Regions from separate parts of the Homo sapiens genome. Here region 1 is linked to region 2. Evidence: chromatin contacts called from ENCODE Hi-C or POLR2A ChIA-PET data. All regions are on one chromosome and are shown on one strand. Each heading gives the region's core, a stretch centred on a gene start or an enhancer-like site at or near the end of the contact. The rest is flanking DNA. Distances are from core to core; before and after follow the strand shown.

What was found. Hi-C counts contacts between places; a loop is a spot of excess contacts on that map. ChIA-PET counts read pairs that join two places held with the same protein, here RNA polymerase II (POLR2A). Pooled maps may share reads with other maps.
Region 1: a loop to region 2 is called in a pooled map, with 4 times the contacts of the local background. The contact joins the promoter of SERINC5 here to the promoter of IQGAP2 in region 2. A Hi-C loop is called at or near these places in 1 of 168 maps with a recorded cell type or tissue (B cell) and 4 of 50 pooled maps. POLR2A ChIA-PET finds 5 or more read pairs at or near these places in 2 of 52 experiments (common myeloid progenitor, CD34-positive and naive thymus-derived CD4-positive, alpha-beta T cell).

What each region holds. Positions count from the first base shown.
Region 1 is chr5:80,253,588-80,260,275 of GRCh38, forward strand. It overlaps SERINC5 (serine incorporator 5), which reads right to left and starts at 2,461. Exons shown (of 12, transcript NM_001174072.3): 1 at 2,309-2,461. The coding sequence starts at 2,335. RefSeq lists silencers at 1,944-2,223, 2,334-2,773 and enhancers at 2,627-3,560, 3,561-4,494, 4,495-5,426.
Region 2 is chr5:76,401,331-76,408,669 of GRCh38, forward strand. It overlaps IQGAP2 (IQ motif containing GTPase activating protein 2), which reads left to right and starts at 1,955. Exons shown (of 36, transcript NM_006633.5): 1 at 1,955-2,261. The coding sequence starts at 2,216. RefSeq lists silencers at 1,637-1,986, 2,157-2,266 and an enhancer at 1,920-2,420.

The DNA of each region.
Region 1 (6,688 bases), core at 1,211-3,710, 3.9 Mb after region 2:
TCCTGCTCTTCTCTCTGACCTCATCTAAGACACCCCAGCCACCCTAGACTCCCTTGCCTCTCCTCACTGAGCAGTCTCAACTCCACAGGCATCTTCTCAGACTCCCTCGGCAACCCTCCTCAAGGCTGCTTACCACACGGCCTTCTGACAGTACCAGTACCATATTCATTGTTTCATTGTTTACATGTTTATGAATGATCTCCCCTGCCCAGATAGGCCATTGAGAGCAGAGATGCTTGTCTGACTTATGACTATATAGCAGGCTCCTGGCAAAAGGCAGGTGCCCACAGAAACAAACAAGAATTGGTAACTTCTGACGGTGCTGTGAGGTTTTGTTTGCTTTCCTTTCTTTTGAGATGGAGTTTTGCTCTTTTTGCTCATTGCCCAGGCTTGAGTGCAATGGCGTGATCTCAGCTCACCACAACCTCTGCCTCTGGGTTCAAGCGATTCTCCTGCCTTAGCTGTGTAGCTGGGATTACAGGCATGCGTCATCACACCCGGCAATTTTGTGTTTTTAGTAGAGATGAGGTTTCTCCACGTTGGTCAGGCTGGTCTCCAACTCCTGATCTCAGGTGATCCGCCCGCCTCTGCCTCCCAAAGTGCTGGGATTACAGGCATGAGCCACTGCGCCCAGCCTGTTTGCTTTTCTTTTAACTTCCTACCGCCCCATCCACAGGAAATCACAGTGTGATCACCATCACACAGCACTGAGGCCCACCACAGTGATGCCTCCAGCAGGCCTGGGAAAGCAGGGGTTAACTTTGATTTGGTTCTTTCCAAAGTCCTAAGAGGGGAGACTTTAGAAACCTGCTAAAACATCAACAGCAAAATAATTCTTTTACAAAACCCATTTGAATACTGGTAATTACAGAGCTCTAAATTAGGAACTTGGGAATGGCAGAAAGAGCCTCAAGGGGACTTCAAGGGACCAGGACAGATGCCCCTAAAGAGCTGTATCATTACTACGTAATAAAAAGTGTCGCATCATATTGGAGAAAAAGTATTTCAAAACGGGAATAAAAGATTTGCAGAGCTTTCTGAAAACAGTCTTTCCTGGTCCACCTTGTTCTCAAATACCTGGTAAGGTGGTGACCATTCTCATTCTCTTTCTCTCTCTGCCTGACACAGGGAAAAAAAATCATTTCGTCTCAGTCGTCAAAAGCCTCAATTTCCTCAACTCTGAAAAGGCCAGCTTTAATGTATGCCAAGCACAGTATTAGACCTCAAAAACCAAGACAGCTCCACGTGGCCACTCTAAACAGGACAGATTATCTGCCAGTATAATCGCCGGTTACAGAAACCCACAGTTTAACCACTCCATCACTTACAGCTGGCCTCGATTGTGGAAAGGCTGAGTGTCAGCAAGAACACCCCGAACCAGGATGCTCCCTAGAGTCTGATTCGTTCGTGAAAACACTCCATTAAAACTCTGTACCGAAACGCTGATAATCCACATGTAAAGGGAGAAAAGAGCTCCACATCCAAGAGACTCACCTACTTCGTTTTTTCTAACTCTGCAGGAAGGAGTGAAACCAGCATTACAGGGCTAAGACGTACTAATTCTACACTGATGCAGTAACTGGTAGGAGACATAATGTTTTAAGACATCATAGGTTTAAATAGGCGAGAGTTAAAAAACAGGTTCGAACAAGTTTATTTGCAAAGAGAGGCAGGAAGGTTCCAGCCCTACCCAGGCAGTCGTGCTAGTACCGAGCCAGGGTTGGGTCGGGAAATTCAGGAAGCAGGGCTGAGTTTTCCCTTCGCCCAGACCTGCGCCCGGTAGTTTGGAAGTCAGGCTTCGAGACATTCTCAAAGGTACAGAGCCCACGCTCGACTACGAGATGCCAAGCGCAACCTGCCTGGGTTGTTTGACCCGAGTTTTATTCAGGGCATAGCAAAGGAGACGGTGCCTAAACCCACTTTTCTTCCTGGATTCATCCGACAAGCAGAGTGGAGAGGGCTACGGAGCTCAGCGCTATTCACCAGTGCTCGGCGCAAGAGGCGACACGCCCCTGGAGCAGTCGGGATCCTCCGCCCGAGCCCGGCACGCCCCGCTCCACGCGGAGTCCCGGAGGCCGGACGGGAAGACCCCGGGGTAGCCTCTCGGGCTTCCCCCTGCCCCTTCCCGCCCGCCCAGGGCACAGGATTTCCCGGACGGCTGAGCGCCGCGGGGCCAGCCCGAGCGACCCACCCGGGCCCTACGTTCGGCCGCGGAGCTGGGAGCGCACCCAGGCAGGTCCTCCACGCCTGGACTCCTGGCCCGGTTCTCCGATCTGACAACCCCCGCGCTGCGCCCGGCCTCGCTCACCTGGCCCGCACAGCACTGAGCTGACATCGCGGCGGCCAATGCCGAAGGCGCGCTCGCTGGCTCCCCGCGCCGCACGGGCCCTCCTGGCTGCCTCGCGCCTCGAGCGCTGGGCTCAGCCGCAGCTCACACTTGAACGAAGATCAGCCTCGGCGAAGCGCCTAGGCGCCGAGGCCTGGGTAAAAACAACTGCGGCCAAGCCCCGCCCCGCCGCCGGCCCCGCCTCGCCCGCCCCCAGCCCCGCCCCGTGCCCGCCCCTTCCCGGGCGCCCGGCGGCGGAGCAGGCTCGACCCGGGCTCGCACTTCCGCTGGCGTCAGGCGGGTGGGCTGCTGCGATCACTTCCCGGTTGGGGCGCCGAGCTCCGGAGTCGGCCGCCAGCCTTTGGGCCCCACGCTCCGGGTCTGGTGCGCGGTCTGGCCGCGCTCGGGCCCTCGCCAAATGAGAGCGCAGCGCCTCTCCGCCTTCGGATCCAGAGAAAGAGCTTGTTGCTGCCTCTAAAAGGTTGGAGCCTTAGTAAGCGGTTCCTGCCTTTCCTGCACAGACCAGACCGCCGGGTGCTGGTCTGCGCTCTGCCGCGCGCCGACTGGGACAGCCCACCCACGAGATCCTTGTTCCTGAAATCCCTTTCCTTCCCTCATCTGCCAAGAAAACTTTCAACTTTTGGGCTCTCCGCGCCTCCCAAGCTTCCTCGAATCCCTGGGCCCTTGACTGTTCTGCCCTGATGGCACTTGGTGAGAGATCCATTGAGAGCCCTTTCCGTGCCTTCCTGAATATTGATATGTTTTCCAGCCTCTCCTCCTGCGCTGGCCCAAGGACTCATTTTCCGTCCCTGCTTCCTCACTAAAAAGAGGGTGCCCAATAATTGCTTGTTCCATACAGAAGGCAGGGAGGCCGTCTCTAGGTTTTCTCCCACTCAGATCTGCTGTCCTCACAGCCACCTCCCCAAGAGGAATGAAGGTATTTCTTTTTTTTTTTTCTTTTTTTTCTCTGAGACGGAGCTTCACTCTGTCGCCCAGGCTGGAGTGCAGTGACGCGATCTCGGCTCACTGCAACCTCTGCCTCCCGAGTAGCTGGGATTACAGGCGCCTGCCACCACGCCCGGCTAATTTTTTGTATTTTTAGTAGAGACGGGGTTTCACCATCTTGGCCAGGCTGGTCTCGAACTCCTGACCTCAGGTGATCCGCCCGCCTCGGCCTCCCAAAGTGCTGGGATTACAGGCGTGAGCCACCGCGCCCTGCCGGAATGAAGATATTTCTGTTAGTGCGATTTTTGCGCCAATCCCTTTGCTCTTTCAAATAAGCATTACCGTACCCATTTTAGCGGTGAGGCAACTGAAGCCCAGAGAGGTTAAATAACTTGCCCAAAGCCTCACAGCAAAGTTGAGGAAGTAAAACTGGGCCTGGAATCCACTCGTCTGATCCCCTGGCACATGACGCAAGGCTTGACCTTAGAGGGACTCGTTTCCAGACAGAGCTCTGGCAAAGGAGTGTCTTGGGCAGCTTAGGAGTAGAAGAGGAAAGGTGAATGGAAACCAGGCCTTGGGTTATGAGCTGCGCAGGATTTTCCAGCATCTCAGATGCAGGCGTTTAGAGAAAGAGATATAATGGAGCAGGCCCTACTCAGAGCCACGAAAAGGAATGAGGACAGTTGGCTCTAACTCAAAACAAAAATAGGGTAAACCCAATCAGTCAAGCGCAGCAACCTGCTCCGTGGCGATCTGTGACTCATCAGAAGCTGAGGCTCTCACCAGGACTTTCTAATGAGCTTCGCTGTTGGCTACGACCGCGGTCACTTCACTTCAGCCCTACTCCTGGCCTGGGGAAATGGGCAGGCCCCCTAGTAGCTCGGGGTGGGGAGACGGGTGGAGAGGAAGGAGGGGCGAAAAGGGAAGGCGCGAAATCTACAAATGTTTAAGCCAGCTGGAACTCCGATGCCTCTTTGCCTTTTAGGGAAATTGACTCGACTCGGAACTCGAGGACCTTTCACAAGAGACCACTGGGTTAGGGGGCAGAGCTGGTAATAGAATCCAGCGCTCCGAACCCTGAATCATGTCCTCTTTTTGCTGCTGAGGCTCAGGCCACAGCACCCCAAATTATGACTGTAGAATACCAAAATATGCTATCCCAAAATACACTTGTTTGGCACATTTCAAGCTGGTTATTCTGAGAAACTGCAGACACGGGAGTAGCTCTGAAAAGCTGTCCTTTTGTAAAGCAAATTTACATCTATAAAGGAAGTCCACATAGTAAAAGTATCTGTGTCAGGAAGGCAGCTGCTCAGAGAACTTTTATTACATGAGAGACTTTACATAACAAGGCAACTTTTTTTTTTTTTTTTTTTTTTTTTTTTGAGGCAGAGTCTCGCTCAGTCGCCCAGGCTGGAGTGCATTGGCATGATCCCGGCTCACTGCAACCTCCGCCCCCCGGGTTCAAGCGATTCTCCGGCCTCAGCCTCTGAAGTAGCCGGGATTACAGGCGCGCGCCACCGCGCCCGGGTAATTTTTGTATTTTTAGTAGAGACGGGGTTTCACCATGTTGGTCAGGCTGGTCTCGAACTCCTGACCTCGTGATCCGCCCACCTCGGCCTCCCAAAGTGCTGGGATTACAGGTGTGAGCCACCGCGCGCAGCCACAAGGCAACATTATTTACCATACATTTCCTCCACTAACCCTCCTATATCCTACCTGTGGTGCCTCCCCACTGTCCCCACAGAAGCCCCAAGCCCTTATTTATTTCTAGCTCAGAATGCTATAAGCTTCAATCATCTGGCCCTTCATGTTTTGTGAGATTCCTGTGCTGCTGCGTATGCAGGTAATTAAAACGGTTTTTCTTCTGTTAATCTGTCTTATGTCGGCCAGGCGTGGTGGCTCATGCCTGTAATCCCAGCACTTTGGGAGGCCGAGGTGGGCGGATCACGAGGTCAGGAGTTTGAGACCAGCCTGACCAACATGGTGCAACCCCATCTCTACTAAAAATACAAAAGAAGTAGCCGGGCGAGGTGGTGCGCACCTGTAATCCCAGTTACTCAGAAGCTGAGGCAGGAGAATCGCTTGAACCCAGGAGGCGGAAGTTGCAGTTAGCCGAGATTGTGCCACAGCACTCCAGCCTGGGCGACAGAGCAAGATACCGTCTCAAAAAAAAAAAAAAAAATCTCTGTTATGTCAATTTAATTTGCAATCCAAGTAAAGAACCTAGAAGGGTAGAGGGAAGCCATTTTTCCCTCCCCTACATTGCTAGTTCCATGCCAATGTGAGAGGACTCTGAGAATGTGGATGTCTGCCACCTGGAGAAAGAGTCTTAATAACCTGGGCACTTGGCCAGGCACGGTGGCTCACACCTGTCATCCCAGCATTTTCAGAGGCAAAGGTGGGTGGATCACCTGTGGTTAGGAGTTCAAGACCAGCCTGGCCAACATGGCGAAACCCTGTCTCTACTAAAAATACAAAAATTAGCCAGGCAGGGTGGTGGGCACCTGTAATTTCAGCTACTCAGGAGGCTGAGGCAGGAGAATCACTTGAACCCAGGAGGCGGAGGTTGCAGTTAGCCTAGATGGTGCCATTGCACCCCAGCCTGGGCAACAAGAGCAAAATTCTATCTCAATAGATAAATAAATAAATAACCTGGGGACTTGTAGCCTCTATTGAAAGGTACCAGAAAAGGATAAAGCCTGAGTTTTCAAGCCAGGAAGTTGCAAATTCTAACTCTACCAAGAAGTAGCTGGGTGACCTCCAAGCCTCAGTTTCCTCATCTTCAAAACCAGGTTAATAGTGTCAGAGGCATTTGAACCAGAGAGACTCCATCTTGAATAGGGACTGGGTAAAATAAGGCTGTGACCTGCTGGGCTGTATTCCCAGGAAGTTAAGGCATTCTTCGAGGATGAGATGGTGGGGGTCAGCACAAGATACAGGTCACAAAGACCTTGCTGGTAAAATAGGATGTAGTAAAGGAGCCGGCCAAAACCCATCAAAATCAAGATGGCGACCAAAGTGAGCTCTGGTCGTGCCCACTGCTCATTATACACTAATTATAATTCATTAGCATGCTAAAAGACACTCCCACCAGCACCAGGACAGTTTACAAACATCAGGAAGTTACCCTATATGGTCTAAAGGAGGAGGAACCCTCAGTTCTGGGAATTGCCCATCCCTTTCGCGGAAAACTCATGAATAATCCACCCCTTGTTTAGCATATAATCAAGAAATAACTATAATTAGTTGAGCAGCCCATGCTGCAGCTCTGCCTATGGAGTAGCCATTCTTTACCTCCTTTACTTCTCTAATAAATTTGATTTCACTTTATGGACTTGCCCCAAATTCTTTCTTGCGTGAGGTTCAAGAACCCTCTCTTGTGGACTGGATGAGGACCCCACTCTGGTAACAATA
Region 2 (7,339 bases), core at 705-3,204:
CTTCAAGCCACACTTTCAAACCCTGTCACCTTCCTGGACCATTTTAGTTCAGAGTGATTTTTTCACCCACCTCTAAATATATAGACTACTCATTTATTTGGGCTCTAAGTCATACACTCATACGAAAATTGTTATGTGTAAATACTTAATTGTTAACACTTGACAAATGCAACAACAGAAATGGAATGAACTTTAGACATCATTTAATTCAGCATCTCCTGACATGCACGAAAATCCCCTTCCACATTTCTCCTTTGGGTGAATATCAATTGACAGGGTGCCGAGCCTCAAATGTGGCCATTTCGCCTCTGAATTGTTCTTAGACTGAGAGGCATCTGCTTTTTAAGAAAGGAAAACTCCATTCATCCCATTCCAAACAGGTGAGAATCTAATGCCATCAGGGAAAAAAAAAAAATATTTTGCTATCCCGTCTGAATTGAGAGTTCCCTGTGTACAGTTTACGTCCCTGTGAGCATCTACCACTCACAGAGCCACCCTAAGCACGCTCTGCAGTGTCAGCATCACCTGGCAGTATGCTAGAAATTAGAAATGCAAATTCATGAGCACCAGCCCAGACCCATTGAGTCGGAAATTCTGAGGGTGGGGCCCAAGAATGTGAGTTTCAACAAGTTTGAGAAGGACTGCGTCTCCTATATGAAATGGAAAACAGCTGCTCATCCTCTGTATCCTTGCATAATAAAAAATGATTAGTGTCACTATGCCACCATTTCCTCAGCGAAATAATTTCCATCCCCCCACCGCCTCCGAGGGTCTTGCACTCTCACCCAGGCTGGAGTGCACTGGTGCAATCACAACCCACAGCAGCCTTGTCCTCTCGGGCTCAAGCAATCCTCCCACCTCAGCTTCCTGAGTAGCTTGGGACTGCAGGCGCAACCACCACGCCCGGCTAATACGGCTAATATTATTTTTTCATTTTTTGGAGAGACGGGGTCTCGCTATGTTGCCCAGGCTGGTCTGGAACTCTTGGGCTCAAGGGATCCTTGTGCCTCGGCTTCACAAAGTGCTGGGATTACAGGCGTGAGCCGCCGCGCCCGGCTCTAAATAATTTCTTATCGCCCTCCCTCAGTTTGTTTTTCCTGTTATCGGGTCACCCACACATTCCACAATTGTCAAATAGGTGAGGGCACAGGTACGGAAGCGTCCCGCATTCCCTCCAGATTTTATCACGCTGAGACACAAAGAGAAAAATAGCTCCTGGCGACCGCATGAAAACCCCGATTTCAAAACAGCCACATGCAGTTTAATTTCCTTAAAAGCTTAGCCGGAAAAGGTTTCTGTGGCTTGCGACCCCAGCTGGGCTTGAGAGAAGGCTCTGCACACTGGGGCGGGGGCGGGCACAAGGTGATCGGAGGGAGGGGGATGACTCGCAGTTGTGTTTTGAGTGGTTGCCTTGGGTTATCTTGTTCCTCCAGCACACACACACTCAGTTTCTTGTCATAAGGGGAACCCTGTTATTTTGTAGACAAAAAGTGACAGAAGCAACTTTCGAAGCAAAAAAAAAAAAAAAACAAAAAAAAACAAAACCAAAAAGACGAAGAAGAAGAACAAAAGTCAACGTGAAATCTCCCCAGAGGAAAAGGAACCGCGCTGTTTGTCCCTCAGTAACTGAGCAACACCCCGGACACGAAGGGCTCCCTGTGACTTCTGCGGTTTTTCTTGCACTTCTCCGCGTTGGTTCACTTCCACCCTCGAAACTCTCCAGAAGCGAGAAATAAGGCGGGGTGGCCGCCACCCCCAGGCCACCAGCTGTGCGGGGGCCCCAGCTGCAGGGGGTCCCGGCCCAGCGTCCCTCTCGGCCCCTTCCCTCTCCCCCGGGGGAGAAGGGGCGGGTCCACGCGGCCTGGGCGCTGCGCCCGACACGCGGTAGGGGTCGCTGCGTCTCGGCGCGCGCTCCCACCGCGGTGAATAACGGGGCCTGGCTGGAGGAGAAAGGAAACCTGCTGCGGGAGGCGGCGGCGACCGGCCAGGGAGCGAGGGAGGAGAGTTCACTTTTACTTCAGTGTCAGCGCGCGGCGGCCGTGGCTGGCTCTGGCGAGAGAGCACCGAGGGAGTGGGTCGCAGATCTTCGGGCGGCTAGGGGAAATCGGCGAGAGGCGGGATCCGAGCGCGCCGGCGGGGCGCAGAGCCCGCGAGCCTGGCCAGCGAGGGTAGCCGCGGGGGGCGCGCCCCGGGCGGGCCCCCGGAGACGCGCAGGATGCCACACGAAGAGCTGCCGTCGCTGCAGAGACCCCGCTATGGCTGTAAGTGCGCCGGGCGCGCGGGGTTCCTGCTGGCCTTGGGGAGCTCCCTCCCCGAGGACGGCGTTGGAGAAGCCGAGGGAGCCGGTTGCGCGGCGCAGAGGAAATTGGAAGGCAGCAACTGCGCGGCTGGCAAAGTTGGGAGCTGGAGTTGCAAAGGGCAGTGAATCGCGTCCCCCCGCTCCTCCCGCCCCCCAATTCCTAATATCCAGCTGGCAACCCAGACCCTCCACTCCGCATACCCAAACGGGGTGCGCGGGCAGTGCGGGGATTGCGCTCTGGGACAGACCAGGTTGGGATTTTAGGGGTATCAGGTGAGGAGTCCGCGGAGCTCCGGGTCGCCGCCGGCTTGGGCCAGGGGGTGGCGTAAGGCACCGGATTCTTCCAACCCAGAAGGGGAGGAAAGTTTGTTTGCTGTGGCTACAGGTGGGCACCGCAAGTAGGGCGCCGGCGCACTCTGCTAGTGCAAAGCCGGCTTGACTGGAAGGGCGGGAGTCTCCTCCTGTCCCGCGCCCTCGAACTTCACCTGACCCGCTAGAGCCATTGGCCTCACAGGTGTAAGTCCCTCCCCTCTGAAACCCCCCAACCCCTTTCCCCCCCGCTCCCCTCGCGCGGGAGGATTGCTGTGTGGAGAGGACGCGGCACTAGGCTCCGGGGAATCCGGCGGGAGCCCGCGTGACTTGAACGAGATGGTGTCGATTACCCAGCCAGGGGCTGCCCTCGGAAATAGGTTGCTTTGGCCGATCGTGAGTGGATGGAGCCAGATTAACACCAACCACGTGGCTTCATGTGCAGAGTTCAGAGTCCTAAACATGTGCCAGGAAGCATTTCCTTTAAAACAAACAGAAAGTTGGCCTGCTGTCTCTCCAAGGTGGCCCTGTCAGTGAACCCAAGGCCGAAGACCACAGGTTAATCTTTGCCCAGGCTGGCCTTGGTGGCAGAGGTACCAGGTTTGGGTTAAGGTGGTGATACCTTCAGCAGGGTGTTTTGTTTGTGTGTGTGTGTGGTTTTGGATGGTGCGTAAGGCCACTGACTTGCTTAACTGAAAAAGGGCTCCTCAACTTGTGTAGGTTCTTTCCCCTCCTCCCCGCTGGCGTGTCAAAGATGGGAGGTTATCTTTCCTGTGTTACCCTTGCAGTGAGGGGGAGGCCTGAGGACTACAGCCTCTGTACTCTAATGCATTCAGCAGTTGACTGAGACCCAGCTTTTTGCCTTTTGGTAAACCACACAGACAGCAGAGCCTCTTGGGTTCAAGAGGGAACGCTGTGCTCATTCAGTGTTTGCAGTGCCAACCTCAGGTGGGACCCAGCTTTTTGCCTTTTGGTAAACCACAGATACAGCAGAGCCCGTTGGGTTCAAGGAGGAATGCTGTGCTCATTCAGTGTTTGCAGTGCCAACCTCAGGTTGGTGGAAGTACTTTAATGTGACCAGCTCTCAGAATATATGGTGGCTTCACTGTGTCAAATGATAAGATAACCACAAACTTCTGCAAACTAGGTGAATCTACATGAACAAATGATTTCTTGCTATCACATGATTGATGTCGGCCCTCATGAGCAATAAATAGTGCAAAATTTCCGTGAATGTGGTACATGAATGCAGCATTTCTGTCAGTCCCTGCATGTGCATCTGTGATGCTGCTTGATTTTCACGGAATAAATCTGTGTTTTAAGTGCACTCCAGAAGAAGCTATCAAGGGAGTCCAGATCTGGCAAGCCTGAAGCCCACTCCACAGGGCCGCTTTCTTTGGAAATCTTCATCCAGCTTTCTTCACCAATGTGGTGTAAGGGGGTGGTGTGCCATCTTGTTGGAATCACTCCCGGTTACTTTCCCTCCACTCATCAAGTGCTGGCATTCAAGTTGGTCACTTAACACTGTCAAAATGGAAAATATTTGCCTATGTTTCCAGACTTTCTTGTCACCCTGAAATATTAAGGCTTTAATATGACAGTTATCTCATTAAAATGAACACTTTTATAATTTTGGTTTATGAATGGTGTATTTTCAGTGTATTCAGAACATGATATCTAGCAGAATAGATTTTGGCGTTAATAGGCATTACCTAACATTACCTATTCATGCAGAAGAGGGCTATTTGGTGTGTTAGTGTAATTTCTGGTTGTTGTTGGCTTTCTGAGCCTCCTATCAACATGAGACTGAAAATCGTGCTGTGAGCTCTTCATGGGAAGGCTAGGGAAGGATAACACAGGATTGTCCTTGCTCTGTTGTGTTCTAGGGCTGTGCTTTTTCTTGTTTATTGGTTTGGTAAATACAGTTTCAGTAAAACCTCAAATTATAAGAAACAGGTGTTACCCCTAGCATTTAAAAATAAAGTAGCAATACATTGTAATTTCAGTTCTAGTGCTGAACGTTCTGAGTATAAGATGTTTGAGACTGGGCTTTAAACACAACTTTTTGGTAGTTTGAATTAAGTTGTCTATTGCTTATTTTGGGTCTGAGCTTCTGTTCTGCTCTCTCTCCTACCCACTTGACTCCTCATTTAATTCAGTAGTTCTTACACAAAGTAACTAACTCAGCTCAGGGCTGCTATGGTCTTTCTCCTCTGTACCAGACTGAATGTCTGTAAAAGGCCACATAATAAATTGTACTTGAGGGATTTCTCAATGAGTTCTCCATGAGGCCTCTGACTCTTCTCAGGTTTCTGACAGATGCAAGATTGCTGAAGTCGCCCTGATTTGCACACAGGAGCACTGGATTGAAATTAAATAGACTATTTTCTATTTAATTTCCACTGTTATTGGCCACATCTTCCTGCAATCTGTGAAGCTATTTTTGTATAATGTTAATACTACAAACAAAGCTGAAACAATTCAGTAACACAATTCTGAAGGGAAGAGGTGGAAGAAGGAAGTGATAGTAGGTAGCTGTTTAAACTAATGCAGACATAGACATAGTATGTACTATATATTGTATGTATAGTATTTTTCTATACTCAACCAAATTAAGATGACACTTACGCTTAGGTGTGATTTGCGAATAACTTGTGTTGTTGTAATGGATTATGATGTATCTGCCAAATTAATTCTGAAAACACATTGCTGCCATGATCTGTCGTAAGTTTTGTTCCAGTTACTTGAGAGTTAAAAACACCAGCAAGAGCAAAAGAGGGGTTTGTGACTAGGCAGATGACTTCACTTACCACTGATAACCCAATCAACACTTAAGTGACTACAGTGGGTCTCCAATGATTGCATAGGCAAGAACTGTGGTTTTCTACACTACAAGATTCAGAGCCTTCCTTTCATGAGATACATTGTACAAAAATTGGGGATCAATGTTTCACTGTTTGCTTCTTTTAAAAAGTGCAACCTAAGTCCAGCATGTTGTGGGGGCGGGGAAGGGGAAGTTGAGAAAGATTCTGGTTGAGCATTATTATTATTTTTTTTTTAGGCAGTATCTTGCTCTCTCACCCAGGCTGGAGTGCAGTGGTGCAATCATGGCTCACTGCAGCCTCAAACCTCCCAGCCTCAAGCTGTCCTCCCACCTCACCCTCCTGAGTAGCTGGTACTACAGGCACACATCACCACACCTAGCTAATTTTTGTATTTTTTTGTAGAGATGGGTTTTCACCATGTTGCCCAGGCTGAGCTCAAGCAGTCCTCCCTCCTCAGCTTCCCAAAGTGCTGGGATTACAGGTGTGAGTCACCACACCTGGCCTGATACTGTGAGCTTTTGGGTACTACTCTCTGCTCTTATCTGAATAGTGAAGTTACTAAGTTAGTTACCTGGAAACTGGAGTTTTGGGGTGGTCAGTGCAACTAAACTCTTATCCATCTACGATGACCAATCTGAGATGAAATTTAAGTTCTGAAGTAGTTAAACGCAGTTGTGTAAAAGGTGATTGAATAAGTCGGTATTTAGCATAGCTCAGCTGTAACATCCTATCAGTGCTTTCGTTTGAACCATAGAAAGGTATACGCAGCCTTATCTTGAGATACTGTCTTCAGTAGACAAAAAGTCAAGCTGCTCCCTCATATGCTGGTGTTTTGGTTGAGCTTTTCAAAAGGATCTTTAAGGTCAACAGCTAAAGTGTTATTTTAGTATGGTTTTAACTTTAATTACACATGCTGTTAGCCAGAATGACTTGTTTGGGAGAGTTTAAGCTTGTAATACCGAGTTTGTTTTAGAATTTAGTGTTATTTGGGGTGTTAACTCCTTTTTCTCTAGGGAACCAATGACTTACTATTGCCATCTACCCTCTTACTACACAAGCTTTTTAACAGCCCCTTCTATTTAAAAGGCTGGGCATGGTGGCTCACACCTGTAATCCCAGGACTTTGGGAAGCCAAGGCGGGTGGATCACATGAGGTCACGAGTTTGAGACTAGCCTAGCCAGCATAGTGAAACCTTGTCTCTACTAAAAATACAAAAATTAGCCTGGTGTGGTAGTGCATGCCTGTAATCCCAGCTACTTGGGAGGCTGAGGCAGGAGAATCCCAAATAGGGGAATCCCAAGCAGGGGAATCGCTTGAACCCGGGAGGCAGAGGTTGCAATAAGCCGAGATCACGCCACTGCGTTCCAGCCTGGGCGAAAGAGCGAGACTCTGTCTCAAAAAAAACAAAACCTAGTATACAAACAGATCTAATGCTTACCATGTCTTCATGGTAACCAAAAGAGAAACAAAGGCTACTCAACGTCTGATTTGATAGGGTCAGGTAAGTCCTACAGGGCAGGCAGTTTAATATGGGATATGGAACAAAGGTTTGTGAACATACCAAGGGCTAGGTGCTTTTCATGTGTTACTGTTATCATCGGCTCATTATGGCCTTTGAGAGGGCCAGTGGTTTTCCATTTCACAAAGAAGCTGAAACCCCTAGTACTATGTCAAGGCCACCCTGCTAGCTGGTGGCAGAGGAACTTGAAAGCAGCACTGTCAGATCCTGGAGCCTTTCCTCATTGACTGTTGCAACTTTGCTGCCCCTGAATCATAAATGTTCACCCCTTCTGTGTCTTTAAGTAGTTTGTCATGATTCTCTCAAGATGTAGAAACCTCTAGCTATTTATGCTGGATGTGGTGGTATACACCTGTAGTTACAGCTACTTGGGAGGCTGAGGCAGG